2 separate regions of the Homo sapiens genome follow, and region 1 is linked to region 2. Evidence: chromatin contacts called from ENCODE Hi-C or POLR2A ChIA-PET data. All regions are on one chromosome and are shown on one strand. Each heading gives the region's core, a stretch centred on a gene start or an enhancer-like site at or near the end of the contact. The rest is flanking DNA. Distances are from core to core; before and after follow the strand shown. Region 1 holds the start of CLASP1 (cytoplasmic linker associated protein 1). Region 2 holds the start of PTPN4 (protein tyrosine phosphatase non-receptor type 4).

What was found. A loop is a pair of places that touch in the nucleus more often than their neighbours do. ChIA-PET counts read pairs that join two places held with the same protein, here RNA polymerase II (POLR2A). Pooled maps may share reads with other maps.
Region 1: a loop to region 2 is called in a map of naive thymus-derived CD4-positive, alpha-beta T cell, with 29 times the contacts of the local background. The contact joins the promoter of CLASP1 here to the promoter of PTPN4 in region 2. A Hi-C loop is called at or near these places in 1 of 168 maps with a recorded cell type or tissue (naive thymus-derived CD4-positive, alpha-beta T cell) and 11 of 50 pooled maps. POLR2A ChIA-PET finds 5 or more read pairs at or near these places in 1 of 52 experiments (OCI-LY7).

What each region holds. Positions count from the first base shown.
Region 1 is chr2:121,645,484-121,650,729 of GRCh38, forward strand. CLASP1 (cytoplasmic linker associated protein 1) reads right to left here and starts at 3,979. Exons shown (of 41, transcript NM_001395891.1): 1 at 3,889-3,979. NIFK-AS1 (NIFK antisense RNA 1) reads left to right here and starts at 4,171. Exons shown (of 4, transcript NR_037857.1): 1 at 4,171-4,898; 2 at 4,985-5,199. RefSeq lists enhancers at 2,933-3,561, 3,562-4,188, 4,220-4,489.
Region 2 is chr2:119,756,649-119,762,674 of GRCh38, forward strand. It overlaps PTPN4 (protein tyrosine phosphatase non-receptor type 4), which reads left to right and starts at 3,274. Exons shown (of 27, transcript NM_002830.4): 1 at 3,274-3,736. It overlaps LOC101927764 (a long non-coding RNA gene), which reads right to left and starts at 3,066. Exons shown (of 4, transcript XR_007087215.1): 1 at 2,984-3,066. RefSeq lists silencers at 2,816-2,925, 3,476-3,775 and enhancers at 2,965-3,259, 2,976-3,235, 3,506-4,130.

The DNA of each region.
Region 1 (5,246 bases), core at 2,729-5,228, 1.9 Mb after region 2:
ATTAGTCTACATTAGGATACATTTGTTTATTCTTTCATACATTCTACAGTTTCCATTAGTTATACAAGTCACTTAGTCACTTAGTAAGCAACAGAGGACACACAATGTGTTCTACAAACTCCCTGTGCCATCAAGGATCTAGAGAAGAGTAAATGCACAAGAGTGAATCTAAGTAAGCAGGAAGGTGATATATACAACAGGAAGCAGCAAGGAGTGAGGAAACTTCCAGGCAGGAAACAAGACAGAAGTTAACAAAGGTGTTATGGAAGAAATGTCACCATTTGAGCACACCTGAGCTAGATCTTTAGGATCTATGAGGGGAGGTGGGATGAGGACTGTCATAAGAATTTGGGGAGGAAAATCATTGTGTGGCAGTAATGGTCTGGGCATAAAGCCGGCAGAAAAGCCCTGGGGAGGTGAAGAACAAGCTAGAAACAAGCAGTAAATGCCAGCATTTTAGAGGTCATTTAGTCAAACACATATACCCGTACTTTGTTGATGATGCCCCGCTGGCAATGGGTAAAAAAGTTAGTTCATTTTTTAAGATTACATCTTACAAACCAAAAACTGTATCAGCGATGATTTCTACTTCGCTTAGTTTTTGTTTTTAAGACTAACAGATCCTTCCCTTGTTTTGTTTTTGTTTTTAGACAAGGTATCACTCTGTCATCCAAGCTATAATGCAGTGGCACGATTTCGGCTCACTGTAGCCTCAGCCTCCCAGACTCAGGAGATCCTCCCACCTCATCCCCCCAAGTAGTTGGGACTACAGGTGCACACCACTATCCCCAGCTAATTTTTGAATTTTCTGTAGAGACACAGGGTTTCACCATGTTGCCCAGGTTGGTCTCAAACTCCATGCAACCCGCCCACCTTGGCCTCCCAAAATGCTAGCATTACAGATGTAAGCCACTGCACCCAGCCTCTTCTCTTGTTTTCTAGGAAATCTGTAAAATGTTCTGTTTTTAAACATTTAAGTTTTACTTCTGTCTACTATTTCCACTATTTGACAGCTAGATTTAGTTACCAAAAATGACAGTTTCAGTAACTCAGTTGAATCTAACATTTGTAATCACTTAAATGTTTATATTTACCAACAGTACTACAAAATAAAAATCTAAAAATTATTAAGTAGAAGATTATTAAGAATAGATGGGTCTCAAACAGTAAATTTAAGTCTCAGGCCCAAGAAGCCATCTCATTCAACTTATAAATCAAGACACTAAGCTACTTAAGAAAATAAACAAGACGGAAGCAAAAAATCTAAATCTAGGCCAGGCGTGGTGGCTCACGCCTGTAATCCCAGCACTTTGGGAGGCTGAGGCAGGCGGATCATGAGGTCAGGATATCAAGGCCATCCTGGCTAACACGGTGAAACCCCGTCTCTACTAAGAAAACGCAAAAAAATTAGCCGGGCATGGTGGCGGGCACCTGTAGTCCCAGCTACTCGGGAGGCTGAGGGAGGAGAATGGCATGAACCTGGGAGGCGGAGCTTGCAGTGAGCCCAGATCGCGCCACTGCATTCCAGCCTGGGTAACATAGCGAGACTCCATCTCAAAAAAAAAAAAAAAAAAAAATCTAAATCTAAAACCAGTAAACATGGGCCGAGCGCGATTGCTCACGCCTGTAATCCCAGCACTTCGGAAGGCCAAGGCAGGCTGATCACAGGAGGTCAGGAGTTCAAGACCAGCCTGGCCAACATAGTGAAACCCTGTCTCTACTAAAAATACAAAAATTAGCTGGGCATGGTTGTGGGTGCCTGTAATCCCAGCTACTCAGGCGGCTGAGGCAGGAGAATCACTTGAACCCAGGAGGTGGAGGTTGCAGTGAGCTGAGATTGCACCATTGCACTTCAGCCTGGGCGACAAGAGTGAAACTCTGTTTCAAAAATAAAAATAAAAATAAATAATAAATAAAACCAGTAAACAAAATATAACACACTTAAATGACAAACTTCATGTTCTTCTGGCCAATCATTTCTCAACATCCCTGTCAAACTATTTTAAGGGTCTGAAATCTTGCTCTATAAAAAGCAAGTTCCCATCATCTGAACTACACTTAAAGAGATTCTATCCCACTAGTTACTTAAGCATAATACACCAGGCTTCAGAGTTTTACTTGCTATCAATTAAAAAAAAAGTTTACCTCTTTTACATAAATAAAGTGGAATCTGTGGGTTAATTCAAAAGCCTGACATACTAGGAGATCTGGGTTTTCCGTTCTAACACAAATTTATGGTGAAAACTTAGCAAAAGCCTTTTCTGTATTTGCCAATTCAGTTGTAACACAGAGATACAATATTTGACACCTCCACCACCAACAAAGTCTCCTCTAAGGAGTCCTGACTTTGGTTAACCTTACCTGGGAGAATTAAAAGCTATGGCTGAAAACTCCTTCATAAAAACTAAAACTTTAGAAGTCTAAAATGGTGTTACAAGGTAGCCCATAATAAACAATGAATTATAGAAACTGAGATTTCAGTAACAACTGCTAAAAAGGTGTATTACACAATTTAACAAGATAACCAGATCATCAAAATTTAAATTTCTTAACAAATGTAAAAAATAAATAATATTCAATACTCTGAGGCACTGTGCTACTTTTTATCTATATGGTCGCAACATCAATGTTGCTATTCTCCCAATCCCTTGATGAGCAAACGGAGCCAATATCCAGGATCCCTCATATCGAGAGGTCAGTTACCGTCGTAAATAATCGTAGTAATAAAAACAATTTCTAATGCCAGAATTGAAAACGGACTGTGGCACCCAAATAGGGTCCAAGGTACATGGCGGCATGAAACTATTTCTCGCTTCTGACTCTTCTGCATCACGGTCTCCCAAAGGACTAGAGAATCTGAAGCTCTCATTGCCACATCTACAAATGAAAGTATCATGTTTAAAGAGCTCACAGGTTCTACGAATGGTCAGTATTTAATGAACGCACCCCACTACACAGAAACTCACCCAGCTGCAAACTCAGCTGCAAACTCACCACAGCGTGCTTTCAGACTCCACATTAATTTTTTTTAATTTTAGAAGCAAACAACTATTTTAAAAATATTATGTAATAATTTAAACTCTGGAAAGCCCCATACTCATCCCAGCAGCTCGGAAAACGGAAAGCAAAATTCGATTAGCTCCATTGTACCTAGCCAGGCTAACGTGCAAGATCACACACTCATCTTCGTCAGAGCGTCTCTGCCAATACCAAAGAACAACAAAGGCAAGTTGAGAAGTCTGCACAGGCTTAACTCAGCACTTGTTCGCTTTCCCAGCTTCAGAAAGAAGCTCTTCGAAGGCCCCGGGAACCAAGGGGACCTTGTGCATCCCATCAAGCCGGCCGCTCCGCTCGGCGCCGCTCGCGCAGCTTTTGTCTGGCCCGGTTGGGAGCCCAGGACGGGAGCCCGGGCCGCCCGCCTCCCGGCACCCCTTCTCTCTGGATCTTTCTTCACACCCATCACTCGCCAATGACTAGTTGTTGTGGGTTTCTCTCCCTCGCCCCCTCCCTTCCTTTCAAACGCGCCCCGGGCTCGCTGGCTTCTCCCACCCGGCAGGGGAGACTCGGGTTAGGAAGGGGGCCCGGGTGGGGTCTGGAAAAGGGAAACAGAGAGGGGCACACAAAGCCCGACTGACCCCAGGGCCGATCCCCTCCCTCTGCAAAGCAGCCTGGGCTCAGCGACCTACTGGTTGGATAAACAACCCTCGCATCCCGCTCCTCGCCAGGCTCCCACCTCAGGGCCGCCCCATCCCCCCAAAGTGCACCCAAGAGCCGATGACAGCGCTGGACATCGCCCCCACCCAGACCCGGCGCCCGCCACTGCGCGGGAGGGGCCAGGGCCGCGAGAGGGCTCGGGTCTGACCCTCCGCCCCCTGACCGGGTACTTACAGCCCTGTTTTTCGTTACTGTTGCCGCTGCGGACCAGAGAGCCGCCGCCTTCTCCTCCACCCCAATGAGGTTAAGCGCTTGGTGCGGGGATTAAAAAAAAAAAAAAAGAAAAAAAAAAAAAAGACCGAGAGAGCGAGAGAGACGCCGAGGGCGCCTGCGCAGTGCGGTCACCCTTTTTCTTCTTACCGCCACCAACCCGGGTACACCATAGAGAGCGTAAACCGAGACCAGAGAGGCGGCTGCCTCTCTATGGTAACGCCCCGCGCAGGCGCTGGCCTGGCCGTGTTAGGCTTCGCTGGCGTAAAGTCCCCGGGAGCTTTGCCCCTCACGGAGAACGTTAGTTGACCCTGATGGGGACCCGTAGGGTAAAGGTTTTGTTTTTGTTTTTTTTTACGGAAAAGGTTGTGGTTAGGCCCCTTGGAAAGTTGCGACAAAACTCGAGTTAGACAAGGAAGGTCGGAACTAAGTGGCCACAGCAACAATGCACCAGCAAGCAGGGAGCGTGATAGGAAGAGCTAAAGAGGAATCGGGAAACCCTGGGTAAAAGTCGTCCAAGTGGAACTTCCTTTGGTCGGGGGTCTGATACTCGAAGGAAACGGTCTTTCACTTCTGGGTTAGGGCGTCCGCCCAGAGGGCGACTGCAATGAAGGAAATTGTGCCCTGCGACTTCCCGTAACAGAGCTGTGTGTCCACGCTCCCTTTTCCGAGCAGGCGCGGACGCTTGTGCCGGAAGTAAACTTGTTAACGGTTCTTTGCCTTTTGGGGAGGGGAGACAGCCCAGAGAAGGCTTTGGAGACCCTTGAGTCGGCCAGCGAGCAGGGTTTCTTACTTGAGCGCCTCCACAAATAAACGCTCCTTCGCTCCTCCGTCGCGTGCGTTTCCCTGGGATAATAAGTGGGAAAGTGGTGGCTTTTATTTTTTTGAGACAGGGTCTCACCGCCGTCGCCCAGGCCGGATGGAGTGCAGTGGCGCGATCACGGCTCACTGCAGCCTCGACTTCCCAGGCTCAGGTGATCCTCCTGCCTTAGCCTCCCGAGTAGCTGGAATTACAGGCGTGCACCACCCCCCCCCAACTACTTTTTGTATTTTTTTGTAGAGATGGGTTTCACCATGTTTCCCAGCCTTGTCTCAAACTCCTGACCTCAAGTGATCCGCCGTCTTGGGTCTTCGAAAGTGCTGGGACAGCAGGAGTGAGCCACCGCATCTGGCCCGGAAAGTGTTTTGGAGCGTAGAAAAATGCAAATTATAGGGCTGCCTTCAAGGATCCCGAAGGACCCACAGATTTGCCGCATCAGGCTCCTATGCACGCCGGTAATTTGATGTGTTGAGATGCACTGCCCAGTGCGTTGTTTTTACTG
Region 2 (6,026 bases), core at 2,024-4,523:
TAGCTAAGGCAGACAGGTACCTAACCAAGGTCTCCTGTTGGGGACCAGGTTAGATAGGACTCACATTTCACTGAAAGCCTGTATACCTTTGTATGTCCCACCTCACCAGCGTAGGCAACAAAATCAAGTCAGTTTAAGTCATGTGCTTTTTTGAAGTTAAAATTCATACCACTCTGAGCTCTACCTAGCGAGTAGAGTCCAACCTTCTGTTGAGGTTCTTCTCCCTAGGTATCCCCAGTGATCCTACGGTTACTCATTTCTTCCAAAGAAGTCCTCTCCAGTTACTGATAGTGGGTGGCTGGTGAGTCAGCCACAGTGCCTAGTCAAAGTTTCTTCTTCACGGCTGCTGCCTGGGGTCACTGCCAAGGCCCATACAGGCAAGAACAAATGCTTGTTCCCTTCTGGCTGTAGCTACCCAGGGTTAAGAGAGGTCCTACCATTGACCACACAGTGCAAAACGGCCAGTCCTCGCCTGCCAACATCCTCCAAGTGTGGATACAACCTTTGCTCTTACTCTCCCAAAGCACAGTCAAGGGCAGACTGCAGACAAGGAAAAAAAAACAGTCAATAGCAGTGTCTGCCAATATCCAGTAATGTTTGAGGCCACTTTTGAATGAAAAAAAAAATTCTTGCTAACTTCCAACTGTTAAGTCATTTTAATTATGTCTCTTAATTATACATAAACTTTAGGTAATAATTTCTTATTCTTATAGCTCACGTCTATAAAACTAAAACAATTTTAGAAATTAAATTCACAAATTTAAAAAATTCAATTAATATGATGTATGTAATGTGTGGTGAATTATATTTGTTGTTTTGCTGAAATTAAATTGTCCTTTGATATGAGAATATGGAACTCACTGCTATGGTATGTACTTTTTTGTTTGGCATGCTTATAATTGACTTAATTATCTCAACATTCTTCTCTATTTGAATTTCTGTTAAACTTCTGTGCAGTGTGCCGTAAAGGACGTATGACCTTCACTTAGCCAGAATGCTGTCCTTTCCACAAGAAGTATTCTATTCTTTTCCCATTAGCCCCAGAAAATTAAATTTGTGGTTGGTGCCAAATACAAAATCAAGTGCAGGGTTTCGTTACAAGGTGGTCATCAAATGATCCAATATAGTGACTAGAATATATTAACTTTTAAAAGAACATAATTTAAGTAAGAGCAAAATATTTACATATTTTATAGATAATTTGCATATATTTTTTCTTAGACTCCAGTTTAAGGAACAGTAGTCTACACCCCTGCTACTCCAGGGTGGTCCAAAAGCCAGGGAGCTTGTTAGAAAGAGTCTCTAGGCCAGGTGCAGTGGCTCACTCCTGTGATCCTAGCACTTTGGGAGGCCAAGGCAGGAAGATTGCTTGAGGTCAGGAGGGTTCAAGATCAGCCTGGGCAACACAGTGAGAGCCTGTCTCTATTGAAAAAAAAAAAAAAAGAAAGAAATGCAGAATTTCAGGGCCCACTCTAGACCTAATGGATTAGACCATGCCATTTAATAAGAACTCCAGGTGATCAGCATGTATATTAAAGTGTGAGATATACTAATTTATTATTTCCCAATTCAATTTTCAGTGGGCCCATGTGAGCCTGGGGCACAGTCTAAAGCTCTCTCTCTCTTTTTTTTAAGGACAATAATTGCTTCTTCTCTTTCCAGGGTTGCAGGCAGGTAGATTTAAGGTGAACTCAGATTTTTCAAGGAATAATGGTGAGTATTGGTAACTTCAAAGGGTCCATCCTGGTGACTTGCAGGGGAAGTTCCACTCAGGAACTTTTGTGTCTTGCTTAACACCAGACACAAGACTACATGTAAGCCATGTGGCTCACATGTGTAATCCCAGCTACTCCGAAGGTTAAGGTAAGATGATCTCTTGAGCCCAGGAGTTGGAGACCAGCCTGACAACATAGCGAGACCTTGCCTCTAAACAAAAATTACATATTGTATGATTCTATTTATATGAAACATTCAATTTCTGGTGGAAGTCTCATATGATCTTTGGTTGGAGGATGACTGGATGTTGACAGATGACAATGAGGTGAAGAGCATTTTAGCAGAGGGAATGGCATGATCAAAGACAAAATGGAGAGTCAGAGGCAGGAATGCATATTTAGGGAGGAATGAATGAGCACTGGCTACAACAGAGATCTGGGAAGAAAAGCAAGTGAAGGAAGTAAAGCTGGAAACATGGATTGACAAGTTGCCTTTTTCAAATGGAAAAACTAACAGGTGTGAGGGAGAAGAGAGTCAATAGAAATTTCTGTCTTTTCCAGATTTGTTCACATTCCCCTGATTTGTAGTCATTTTGTCGGCTTGGGAAAGTGGTTTTTGAAAGATCGTCTTTATAAAGGTAGGCTCTGATAGGATGCTCAAGCTAAGAGCAAGGAAGGACAAAGAAGGCGCCTGGCGACAGAAAAGGGCACTAACAAAAATTGGGCAAAAAGGAAGTGTGGCGGTCCCCAAATCCCTTCTTCCTCCATTTCAGCTGAGATCATTCGCCAGTAGGCAACTGTGGTATTACCAATAAGTTTGTATCACCAATAAAATATTATAATGCACCTGGCTAAAAACCCTGGCGTGATAACACCAAATTCATGTTATTAGAAGGAATTAAATTTTAAAAAGCACACCGTTCCAGGCACACAGAAGGAGCCCCCGAACGTTTGTTTTATAAACGCAGGTTGGTTGCTGAGGCTTTGTTTTGGAGCCTACGTTTAGGAGAGGAAATGATTCAAAACTGCCCCCCAAAACCTATATCCTCCAGGAGCACTGAGGTTGGGGCGACCTGCTGCCAACTGGTCTGGTTTTCCCTTTTAACACACGCTTCTTGCCCACTATCCGGTCCCTGCGGTCAGTGGGTGCAGCAGGGGTCGCAGTCCAAACAACCAATCGCGACGCGGCTGCGGGGCGGGGGCCACAGCGCTCCGCCTCCCCCCTCCAATCCGCCCTCCCAATCCTCCTAGGCCGCTCTCTCTCGCACCTGCGTGTCCCTCTGCGCTCCGACTGGTGCGACTTCTCCCTGCGCTAGCGAGGCAGGGTTTTGGCCTCGCCTCTCGCGAGATCGCCTCCTGTTGCTGCCGCCGCCGCTCCTGGCCACTGACTGGCGGCGCCTGCGCAGCCGCCATGTTCGGTTGCTATGCTGCGGCCTAGGAGAGGGGGTGTGCTTGAGGGAGGAGGAAGAGATAGAGGAGGAGGAGGGGGAGGAAGAGGAGGTGGAGAAGGAGGGGGGTGACTGAGCTCCTCTTGCACTCTCACACACAAACGCTGCCCAGGATTACCCGCCAGCTCACGCCGCGCAGTGCGCTTTTCCGCTCCTCGCGCCCCACCACCAACATTGTTCTCTCAGGACTCCTGGGTCCCAGGGGCCGGAATTGGGCCTGAGCGGGAGAGGAAAGAGACTTGGCTTTGGCCGCGGGGTCGGAGGATTGGGGCCAGGCCCCCTCCCCCACGCACTTTTGGGGGTGTGGATTATCTCATCCCTGCAGGGAGGTAGGAGAGGTCGCCGGCTGCCCGCCTCCCTGCCACCTCCCCAGCGGCGCCGGCCCGCGGCTGCCCAGCAGCATGAGGTGGTGCTGGCGGCTCCGGGTCGTGGCGCGACCGCTGCGGCGGCGGCTGCTCGGGGGGCGCTGAGGTAGCCCCCCGGAGCGGCACGGAGGACGCGCTTCTCCTCTGCGCGCCGGGGCCTCGAGGCTTTTTTTCTCCAGCCGAGAGGACGCGGCTGTGATATACGAAGGTAAGAGGTTCTCCGGTCCCCGCCGGCCTCTCGGCCCTGCACGTTGAACGGGAGGCTCTTACCTGCATGTGTGGCTCCTGGGAGGTGAGCCAGGTGGGGCAAGCCGGAGGTACGAGGATGATTTGAAAGGAAGGAAAAAAGGACAAAAACAAACAAACAAACAAACAAAAAAACGCTTTCTTTCCTTTCTTCCTGGGACCTCTGCTTTTGCGGGGGTTATAGTTGGAATCTCTGTTATGGGTCAGCGAAGGGCCAAGGGATGGAATAGGTGCGGAGATGGAATGTTCCCAGTACCTAAACTCTAGGTAAAGCTTTGGAATCTTGAGTTTTCCATTGCTGGTAGAATTCCTTTTTTTTTTTTTTTTTTTTTTGGCTCATATGAGCGCTTCTTGCACGCTGCATGAGCCAACTATTCCTACCATTGAAGTTTTAAGCCTGTTATGATTCTACCAGTATATACCTGTATTTGGGAATCTGTAGTTGAGCCAAAAAAAAAAAAAAAAAAAAAGTTGAGATGTGGGTAAACAGTGATGCATTTCGCAGGGTTTCCATAAAATGGAACAGCTTACAGTTGCACAGGTGATGTGTGGATGTTTCTGCAAAACTTAGGGTGGAAGATTTTATGTCTGGGCTTGCATCATGTAGTGACATCAGTATGTACAAGGACGATTTGTAGGATTTTTCAAAACGCCTGTTCTAGGATAACTTGTTATGCATCTGCAATATGCCAGCTGCTTTTCGAATAAGAGGTTTCAGTAATACTAAGTTTCTGTGTCCAGATCTTGGGCCCAGTTGAAACAGTACAGCTGATTGGTCACATTTAAAACATATTTATGGAGAAAGATAAAAGGCCAATGTGTCCGACTTGCAAAAGACAATTAGAGTAGAAAGAAGACTGGAACAGTAAAAGCCAGGGCATTTTTAAATCTTGGTTTTCTGAACTTTAACGTGCCAGAGGAAAAAAATTTTTTTTCAATTTTAAGGGGGAAGGAGATGGCCTTAAAATAAAGGATTGTTCAGAGCCTAAACTGTGCTTAATGGAATAGAGCTAGGTATATCATCTAAATCTTGAATTTGACTAATATAAATTCAGCTTTCTTTTAAAGAAAAAACTCGTAAGCAGAAGTTTGTGTATTCTACAGAACCTCTTCACTAGCTCGTAAGTGTGATCATTTTGTGGACATCACTGTTTTTTTGTTAGAATAAATTTATGCTCCAATTACCACAAAAGCAATTTTTATGTCTCTTCGCATTTTTTATGGTACACATATCTTTGTTACATTTTGCATTGAAACACGCACGGTCCCATAGTATCATAATCTTCAGTGATTTATAAGAGAAACAGTCTATTTTGTACATGGGAATGTTTGTCATGTTGCCAGTCTGTTTTAAAAATTTGGCAAGAGGTTTTTAAAATCCAAGGAGGCACCACTATTTTGTAGTTTTTAAAAATATTAATTGAGTAGGTCCATGTTTATTAAGTTAGAAAATCACGAGTTCCTCAAAAGTAGTAATAGACGAGGATGTGATTTTTCTTACTGCCCATTTTCTAACATCTTAGCTTCAGAGCTGTAGGTATTGAATTGAGTCAAACTTGTGTTTTTTTCTTATGTTCTAATTAAATATCTTTTAAAATGTCCCTAGTAACATTGTTACTTTAAATTTATAACACCCAATTTCTAATTTAGGCTAGGCATAAAACCAGCATTGATTGAACGTACTTGCTAAAAATACTTTCTGGGTCGGATGTACTTAGAATGCAGCCTCAGGAAATTTCATTTGAACTATTCTGTGACCAGTGTACACTTCATTATTGTTGAAGGACTTTTAAAAAAAGTATAGATCTCTCATACTCGATTTAATCAGTTTGAGCATAGATGCCTAACTTTAAAAAAAAAGTATAATAAAGTGGGATAGTAATACAATTTACGTGAGATGGTAATAAAAACTTTTCAGCTTTTTTTTTTAACTTGTATGACTTCGTTAGGTTGTTATTAAACTGTGATTTGTATTTTTAAAATAGTTTTGTCTGTTAAACATAATTGAGGTGTACAGTACAGTATCCATTGTTATCTGTTTAGTATTTATTTATGACTTACAAACTCTAAAAGCGGGATCAGTGATCATGGTTTTTAGTAAGTTGTCTTTAAGGAGCAAAGTAAGAGACTAGCAGAAAATTGCAAGGAGGTTTGTTATTGAGAGTACTTCTGCCCCCCGCTTGAGAGTTAATATGGCCACTTTTAAACAAGAAAAGTTTTCCAGAAACGTGGAAATCTTGTTTGGTGTATGT